Linked DNA regions of Homo sapiens: all the other regions are linked to region 2. Evidence: chromatin contacts called from ENCODE Hi-C or POLR2A ChIA-PET data. All regions are on one chromosome and are shown on one strand. The core of a region is the stretch at or near the end of the contact, and the rest is flanking DNA. Distances in the headings are between cores, read along the strand shown. Region 1 holds the start of ATMIN (ATM interactor). Region 2 holds the start of BCO1 (beta-carotene oxygenase 1). Region 3 holds the start of C16orf46 (chromosome 16 open reading frame 46).

Region 1 (3,043 bases), core at 379-2,878, 200 kb before region 2:
AAAGATGCATAGGGCAAGAGCTTCCACGCATGCCCTCTTTGAGTGCGCCTCCCTCCAGGAAACTCCATGCATTCAGCTATCTGGAAGTTCTCCAAACCCATTTCTTTTGGGATTTTATGGAGGCTTCATTACCTAGGAATGATTGATCAGCTTAAGCTTCAGCCCCTGTCTCCTCCCCAGAGGTTGAGGGGGAGGGCTGAAAGTCTCAAGCCTCTAATCCTACCTTGGTCTTTCCAGTGACCAGTCCCATCCTAAAGCTACCTAGGGACTGTGAGTCATCAGTCAACTAATTAGCATACAAAAAAACACCAATTTGCTGATTCCAAGGATTTTAGGAATTGCATGCCAGGACAAAGACCAAATATATACTTCACATTATCACAGTTATCTTGCAAGGCAAAGGGACTTGGCAGTTGGAGAAATTATCCTGGATGATTTGAATGGGCCCAATGTCATCACAGGGGGCCTCAAGAATAGAAGAATCAGAGGGATCACTACTGAAGAAATCAGAGTGATGTGATGTGACGAAGACTCAACTCACCGTTACTGATTCTGGAGATGGAGGAAGGGTCCGCAAGCCAAGGAATGTAGGCAACCTCTAGAAGCTGGGAAAGGCAAGTGAACAGATTCTCCCCTGGAGCCTTGGGAAGGAATACAGCCCTGCTGACACCTTGATCTTAGCCCAGCAGTCTCATTTCTTTTGACCTCCAGAGCTGGAAGATAATAAATTTGTGTTAAGGCAGTAAGTTTGTGGTAATTTATTAATAGCAAGAGAAAACGAATATAGCTGCTAGTATGTAAAAGGTGGAAATTTTCACATAAAACTCTAGCCATACCAAAGATGAGTAGCAGCTGCCCCCTTTTAATAAAGGATGTGTTTCCAATTTCACTGCAGTCCTCACCCCTCCCTTTTGTCTACCCCAGCCTCCTATGTCCATTTACATGAACTACCCAGTCTAAGTATTAAGTTTTGTAATCGTATACTGAACTGCAGTGTCTCCCAAACAGTAATCCTAATTTCAGCAGCTAAAATAGAAGCAAGCAAATCCAGCCTTCTTAAAATGATTAATCCTATCAATAATAACAATCTTTTCATTTGTATAGTGTGGTCTAGGTCAAGTTACTTAATTTATATAAGCCTAAATGTCCTTCTCTGCACAAGGTGGGGCAAGTTACAGTACATACCCGCTACAGTCGTTTTGAAGACAAAATGAGACACAGCATGAAAAGTGCATCCACCAGACCCACCTGGTACCCAGTAAGGCCTAGGTAATAAACAACGGCGGAAATCAGTGTACTTCTGCCTCACCTGCCACTAGACATTTGGGTTGTTTCTAATCTTTGGGAAGTAAACGCATTGCTCAACGTATTGCTTTTTCTTTTATGTGACTACTGCCTGAAGTCACTTTCCTAGGAAGAATGGATCGATTAGAGAGGCGGGGCAATACCTTTTACCTGCTGGCAGGTGAAATTTCGCCTCCTGGCGGCGTCACCTAAAGTCCTCTCCCTCCAAGGCGCGCCCTCCGCGGCCGGCAGGGGGCGCCGCGGCCGCCTGGGCCCGCCGGATGCTAACAAGCCTGGCGGCCTCGCCCCCTGCCGGAAGTGGCTGCGGCGGGGGCGGGGCCTACGAACTGGGCCGGGCGGCCGTGCGGGAGCCATGGCGGCCTCGGAGGCGGCGGCGGCGGCGGGGTCCGCGGCTCTGGCGGCGGGTGCCCGGGCCGTCCCGGCGGCCACGACAGGAGCCGCCGCCGCCGCCTCGGGCCCGTGGGTGCCCCCGGGACCCCGACTGAGGGGCAGCCGGCCGCGGCCCGCGGGGGCGACGCAGCAGCCCGCTGTCCCCGCGCCGCCGGCGGGGGAGCTGATCCAGCCGTCGGTGAGCGAGCTGTCCCGGGCCGTGCGGACCAACATCCTGTGCACCGTGCGCGGCTGCGGCAAGATCCTGCCCAACAGCCCCGCGCTCAACATGCACCTAGTCAAGAGCCACCGCCTGCAGGTGAGCCCGACGCGGCCGGCGGCCCGGGGGGCCGGGCCTGGCTCCAACAAAGCGCCCGGCGCCGGCGCGCGAAGCCGGCCTCGGGGGGACGAGCGCCCTGCGCGCTGCCGCTGCCGCTGCCCCACCGGCCTCTGCCCTCCCCGGCCGGAGGCGGCTCTCGAACCCTCGCGGCAGGCGCCGCAGGTGCGGCCTCTGGGGGGGAGGAGGAGCTGGGAGCCCCGGGTCCGCCGTACGCGCCAGTTCCCTGGTTCCCTGGCTCCCTGGCCCCGAGTGTCGTGCCGGACGCCGGCCCAGGCTTTTTACACTTTTTTGCCTGTGAGTTCTTAACGGCGTTTTGGCGAGGGACGCATCGTCTCCATTATATTAATGAGAAACAGATTATGCAACCTAGATGATGCGGGGCTTTAAACCGGGGCCTCTGGTTCTAAAGCCCTGTGCTTGCCACGACACCCACAATGCCGCCCTTGGGTCCTGCCCAGTGGACTGTATGTGCCACAATAACTAGAAGAGAGGGTTTTAAATGTTCTCACCACCAAGAGACAATACGTTTGAGGTCGAGGACATGTTAAACACTCTGACTTGATCACTATGCAATGTATATGTCCATCCATGCTGCACACCGCACCCCATCAGTAGGAATAATTACTGTGTGTCGATTATGAATAAAAAAATGTTTTAAAGGAGCGGTAGGTTTGCCTCTAAACACCATCAGTCAGTTTCACGGTGTTGGTAAGATCAGCTCAGGACTGAGACCTAAGGGAAATTGCCCCTGTGGCTCTTCTTTAAGAGGGGGACACAGTAAATACACCATGACAATAGTCTCAACAACCCTCCACGTTATGCAAAACAGGGCAGTCATTTTCAACCTTGGGACACATCTGTGACAAGCTTATTAAAAATCCAGATGTCCAGCCCCACCCCGGACCTGTTAAGTCACAATCTCTCAGTCATTACAATGGCAAGTTTCCTTCCACCACTCTAGGCCAGCAGTGACATAATTCAAAAGCGCAAGTCATTGAAAGCAGTTCTGCGAATATGTAGCTTTTGATG
Region 2 (2,931 bases), core at 367-2,866:
TTTTATTTTTGAGATAAGGGCTTGCTTTGTTGCCCAGGCTGGAGTCCAGTGCTGCTATCACAGTTCACTGCAGCCTCAACCTCCCAGACTCAAGTGATCCTCCCACCTCAGCCTCCCAAGTAGTTGGGACTACAGGCACGCACCACCATGCCCAGCTAATTTTTTTTGGTAGAGACGGAGCCTCAATATGTTGCCTAGGCTGGTCTTAATTCCTGGGCTCAAGTGATCCTCCCGCCTTGGCCTCCGAAAGTGCTAGGATTACAGGTGTGAGCCACTACACCCGGCCAACATAAAAAAAAAAAACTGATGGCTGAGATCCACCTTCAGAGATTCTGCGTCAGTGGGTCTGGAGTGAGGCCCAGCACTGATACATTTAGTACTGCCAATCAGGTGATTCCAATGTGTGCCAGGGCGGAAGCACAGCCAGACCACACAGCTGTCAGGAATGAACGGCCCAAGGTGCTGGCATGTGCTCTCAGCCCAGACCGGACCATCATTATTCTCAGCTGGGTTGCATAAAGGCCAGTGCCACTGCCTTTTCTTACTCTACCCACAGAGCAAATGACTGGTTCTTTCTTTAAGCAAAATACGTTAAGATGAGTTCATTAACTTCAATCAGTGCATATAGCAAGTTGAATACGAATTTCAGGCAATGGCAACACACGAAGATACACGAATAATAGGGAAGCTCAGATCAAATTCAGGCATTGTTTTGCCCTCTTGATAGGCCAGGAAGTTGAAGTTTCTTTTTAACTATTCTGTTTACTTATTTATTTTTTGAGACAGAGTCTCACTCTGTGGCCGAGGCTGGAGTGCAGTGGTGCCATCTCAGCTTACTGCAATGTCTGCCTCACAGGTTCAAGCGATTTTCCTGCCTCAGCCTCCTTAGCATCTGGGATTGCAGGCGTCTTCCACCACGCCTGGATAATTTTTGTATTTTTAGTAGAGACAGGATTTCGCCGTGTTGGCCAGGCTGGTCTCGAACTCCTGACCTCAAGTGACCCGCCAACCATGGCCTCCCAAAGTTCTGGGATTACAGGCATGAGCCACCACTCCTGGCCCGTCTTTTTTACTATTCTTTATAGTTTCTGAGAAAAGCCTTTGGTTCCCGTTCGTTATTTTTTAAATAGGTACATGAAACATTTTATGTCTCCTTCTTCCAAAAAGAAAATAATGAATTAAGTGGCTCTTTATGTATGATTATTAGAGGGGAGCATCGGGGCCTTTACTAAAAACAAAACAAAATGTAAAACCTTTCCCGTCTCTGCTGAAGGGGTTCCCTGCTGTGCAGCAGACATTCAGTGATCACAGAGCTTAGCTCAAGTTTCTCCTAATTCCCAGCACCTCTGATTCCCAGCATCTCTTCTTGTTCTGATCATAAACAACTCCAGCTCTTGGATTACGTCGGGCAACATAACAGCAGGCACGGAATTCTCTCTGCTTATTTAGAACCTAGTCTGAAGCAAGCTTTTTTTTTTTTTTGGTTAAGTCAAAAGTGAAACTGGAGAGGGAAAGCTGAGGGAACAATAAGAGGATTAAAGATTAGCTATGACACATGGCTTGGAAATTAACCTTTAACCAAACATCTTATAAGTAACGCCAGCGCAGCTTCCCTTGTGAATGTAAAGAGATCCAGGGCTCTTGGAGAGGGACAAGTGAGAGCCAGCCAAAAAGGAAAAAGCAAAGGCAGAAACGGCATCAGGAGAGACAGAGATGTGAAGGAGGGAAGGAGCAGGAGAGCAGGAAGGAAACGCAGGAGGAGGGAGCAGCATCTCCTGTGAACACAGAGGAGCACCTGTTTGCTGTTAAAATCGATCTCCCTCGGCACCCTGAGCAATGGATATAATATTTGGCAGGAATAGGAAAGAACAGCTGGAGCCTGTGAGGGCCAAAGTGACAGGTGAGCATTCTGATAAACACTGGGCTCTTTCTTCTATTTATTTTATTATTTTTTTTTTTTTTGAGGCGGAGTCTCGCTCTGTCGCCCGGGCTGGAGTCCAGTGGCTTGATCTCGGCCCACTGCAACCTCTGCCTCCTGGGTTCAAACGATCCTCCCACCACAGCCTCCCGAGTAGCTGAGATTACAGGCACCCACCACCAAGCCCGGCTAATCTGTGTGTTTTTAGTAGAGACGGGGTTTCAGCATGTTGGCCAGGCTGGTCTCGAACTCCTAGCCTCAAGTGATCCACCCACCTCGGCCTCCGAAAGTGCTAGGATTACAGGGGTGAGCCACTGCACCTGGCTTCTTCCTTGTGTTTAGATGGACACTATTTTTTCCTGATGATATAAGTAATACTAATTGTAAATTACTTTTGGAAAGTCTGGAAAACAGTACAGAGAGGGGACACATTTTCTGTGAAAATCTAGGTATTCTTTTACACATTATAACTCCGTTTGCAAAGGGAGGAGAGTCAGTCTCACTGTTCCCAGGAAAAAAGCATTGGAATGCCCCAGTGGGTACATAGACAATGGGATTAATCTGCAAACTGCTGCCTGTCTCAGATGCATGATGTATTTGTGCAAATGTATGCATTCTAAATTAGTTTCAAAATGCTTAGAGGGGCGTGCATGAGCTCCCACGCATGCACATCCACCACGCACACTTGCAGGGGATTGCAGAGTCTGATGTGATTTTCTCTCAGGAACTCACAGGTGTGAGCTCCTGCAGAGCCTATAGGAGTAGGACCTTCTATCCTTTAGAGGCTCTGTGTTTCGCTTAATCTTTTATATCTCTTTTTCCTCCTCTTTTGAGTTGCCACTTTCCTGGTACCATTTCGACTCTAAAGGGCAGTTCCTGGTTCTGGACTCCCGGGTCCCCAGAGTGGTGCTCGCTCAGTTTTAAGAACAGCTGAGTCAGCTCAGGCCTGCAGGCATTTTCATCTGCTAGATGGACTGGAATTGTTCATAAGGAGAGGACAACTGTGAGTGATT
Region 3 (2,930 bases), core at 213-2,712, 160 kb before region 2:
TTACCGTAGCTTCCTATACCTGGTTGACAGATTCCTAATCCATTAAGGGCAGGGGAATGTTGAAGGACCAGGAGAAACCAAGGCCCAGGGTATTAAGTCAAACGCAAGCTGTTTATGTCAAAAGCAGATAGATGGTAATCTCTCAAAACTCCTTATCACCTTGCCTCAACTTCTCATTGGCTCTCCACTGTGCCACACACCCTCATCTTCCTACAAGCTATAGGTTTAAAGGAATCTTAAATTCCAACCAGGGAAAGATGAGTTTCTGGCAGCCTCATTTGGAATTTGAATGAACGTTCCTGTGGGTCGGCTCCTTAACAACCTATGCTGAATGAAGGAATAATCATTAGAAATATTGTTAGCCATGGCAGAAGTTAAGTTTCTTAATACAGGACCAATCTTCACTTACATGAACCAGTTAAATAGGTCCTGAAGACTGACCTGGGCATCCTGATCATTTGTGACACAGTTTCTACAGGAAAATGAGTTGGGAGTCGCATTTAGAAACACACTGGAAGGAGCTGAACCTTTGTCTGAAAGTTAAGCACCCGCGCCACCCAACTTGCACAATTTGTTCATATTTCCAAGAGTATAAATTTTATCCTCCTTGTTAATTATATGTGCCTTCTGCTTATTATATGCCTACAGGTCACAGGAACCTCAAGTATTTCACAGAATGATGCCAAGGAGCGCAGTTTCTACACCATCCCTCCCGATCAGACCACATCTATTCCAATCTCAGTCTCAAACTCTTCCCCTTTTTCAACTCACATTAATGAATTCACTAAGTACCTAGCACTGAGAATAAAAAGCTAAAGCAGCATCCGTCTTCTCTACTCTCACACAGCTTACAGTCCACAGCAAAGCGCAAGTCATCAAACACACGCGCTCCACCTGCCACCCCTAAAGCCCAGGCGCATCACGCTCGGCTCCACCTCTTCATCTAGCCCCGCCCCTTCCTGCAGGCCACACCCCTTTCTCTATCAGGCTCCTCCCTTTATGCCATAAGCCTTTTTTCCTCATCTAGCTCTTCCCCTTCCTCCGCCAGTTCCTACCGTGCCACAAAGACGCCTGCCCTTCTTTCAAACTATCCCATTCAGAAAAGCGTTCTGGATTGCCCGTTCGAATTCCTCCCCGTCCTCCGTCTACCCACCCTTAAAGGGTTCCGCTCCCAACGGATCCTCCTCAGGCCCCGCCCCTCCCCAGACCCCGCCCGCTCTGGGGAAGCCCCGGCACATAGTGCCTCTGCCTTTCGCTCCCTCTCGCTTCCTTTCGAACGAGGCAGGGACTCTCGCTCTGTCGCCTTTGGAGTGGTCCCGGGCCTTGCCCCAGGGGTGGAGAAATGGCCGCTCACACCTACCTGTGGGGCCAAGCGGATGGAAGGCCCCGAGACAGCTAGTCCCGGCCTACTGGCAAGAGCTACTCAGGTCGCTGCCGGATGGGCCGTTGCCTTGGGTTACGACCACGCTGGGGGCGGGACCGCGGCGGAAGTGACGTAGCCCAACAAAGCCTAGCACTGGCGAGGCGGTTCGTGGCATCTCCTATCCGCTCCGGGCGCTGCCGCCGGAAGGGCCAGCGACGGAGGGTCTCAGATGGCGGGGCTTGAGGCCCACCCGGGCTCTCGGGTCGGCGAGTCCCGTTGGGGAGCCCTTGTGCCTGCTAGGATATTTAGCAGATGCCAGGCGGCCAGAAACGTCCTCACTTTTCTCCCTCGGCCCTCTGGGGAACCGCCGTGAGCGTTTCCCACGGACACAAACTTAACAGGCCCAGAACGTCCAGGGAGGACGCGTTGTGAGCCTCAAAGAGCCCACTTACGTGACCGACAGCACCAGGCCGACGGGCACTCGCTGAACTGCTGGCCCGGAGCAGCACAGCTCTTAAGTGGGCAGTGGCATCTTTTATACAAATAAAGGAAGGTGGCCCCACGTCCCTAAAACAACAGCTTGCTGAAGAGAGATCGCAAAGCATCCCCCACTCCAGCTCGGGTCTGACTCCAAAGCCCTTCTGCTTTAGAAAGTGTGACTATTTCTGCTGTAGAAAACCGGTATCTAGGCCAGGCGCGGTGGCTCACGCCTGTAATCCCAGCACTTGGGAGGCCGAGGTGGGTGTATCACCTGAGATCAGGAGTTCGAAACTAGCCTGGTCAACATGGCGAAACCGTGTCTCTACTAAAAATACAAAAATTCGCCGGGTGTGGTGGCGGGCGCCTGTAATCTCAGCTATTTGGGAAACTGAGGCAGGAGACTGGCTCGAACCCGGGTGGCGGAGGTTGCAGTGAGCTGTGATGGCACCACTGCACTCCAGCCTGGAGAGCAAAACTCAAGTCTCAAAAAAAATTTTGGTATCTAAGTTCTCTAGCACTGTGATTGCTCCAATGAGACGGATTCAGCTATAATTCTATTCCAACTTTTTTCATACGTGTAAGCTTAGGTACCTTGTTCACATAAATAGGAAGATGCAAATAAAAGGGGTTTTATTGTATCTCAAGCTAGTAAGTATTAACCAAAAACATTTAAATGTTTTATCAGTTGACAATTTGTTTTGGTCTTCCTTCAGATCTATTGAAAACAGCTGGGCACCGTGGCTCACACCTGGAATCCCAGCTGAGGCAGGAGGCTCCCTTGAGCCCAGGAGTTGAAGGTTGCAGTAAGCTATGATTGTGTCACTGCACTCCAGCCTGGGAAACAGTGCAAGACCTTGCATATTAGAAAAAAGTTTCTGGGAAGTATACCAAAAGTCTTAACTAAGATTTGCTAAATGAATATTAATTAAATAACCTAACGGCAAGTACATGGGGAAGTTGGAGGATCTAGAACCTGACTTCCTTCACACTAACTATTCCTGCATTTAGCAGGTAAAAGCCCGATAGCATGATTGAGTGGAAACATGAAGGGACAAGGGTTTGGCTAGTTATGTTTATAAAAAGTCAA

The links. A loop is a pair of places that touch in the nucleus more often than their neighbours do. ChIA-PET counts read pairs that join two places held with the same protein, here RNA polymerase II (POLR2A). Pooled maps may share reads with other maps.
Region 1: a loop to region 2 is called in a map with no recorded cell type, with 3 times the contacts of the local background. The contact joins the promoter of ATMIN here to the promoter of BCO1 in region 2. A Hi-C loop is called at or near these places in 1 of 37 single-sample maps with no recorded cell type and 2 of 50 pooled maps. POLR2A ChIA-PET finds 5 or more read pairs at or near these places in 2 of 52 experiments (PC-9 and activated T-cell).
Region 3: a loop to region 2 is called in a map of gastrocnemius medialis, with 18 times the contacts of the local background. The contact joins the promoter of C16orf46 here to the promoter of BCO1 in region 2. A Hi-C loop is called at or near these places in 1 of 168 maps with a recorded cell type or tissue (gastrocnemius medialis) and 5 of 50 pooled maps. POLR2A ChIA-PET finds 5 or more read pairs at or near these places in 6 of 52 experiments (Caco-2, PC-9, WTC11 and 2 more).

Annotation. Positions count from the first base shown.
Region 1 is chr16:81,034,214-81,037,256 of GRCh38, forward strand. It overlaps ATMIN (ATM interactor), which reads left to right and starts at 1,629. Exons shown (of 4, transcript NM_015251.3): 1 at 1,629-1,993. The coding sequence starts at 1,658. It overlaps CENPN-AS1 (CENPN antisense RNA 1), which reads right to left. Exons shown (of 4, transcript XR_007065134.1): 1 at 2,524-3,043; 2 at 542-713. RefSeq lists silencers at 1,449-1,738, 1,949-2,298.
Region 2 is chr16:81,237,073-81,240,003 of GRCh38, forward strand. It overlaps BCO1 (beta-carotene oxygenase 1), which reads left to right and starts at 1,617. Exons shown (of 11, transcript NM_017429.3): 1 at 1,617-1,900. The coding sequence starts at 1,837.
Region 3 is chr16:81,075,776-81,078,705 of GRCh38, forward strand. C16orf46 (chromosome 16 open reading frame 46) reads right to left here and starts at 1,463. Exons shown (of 4, transcript NM_152337.3): 1 at 1,361-1,463. It overlaps C16orf46-AS1 (C16orf46 antisense RNA 1), which reads left to right. Exons shown (of 2, transcript XR_007065137.1): 2 at 649-823. RefSeq lists enhancers at 995-1,134, 1,226-1,886, 1,725-1,774, 1,887-2,545.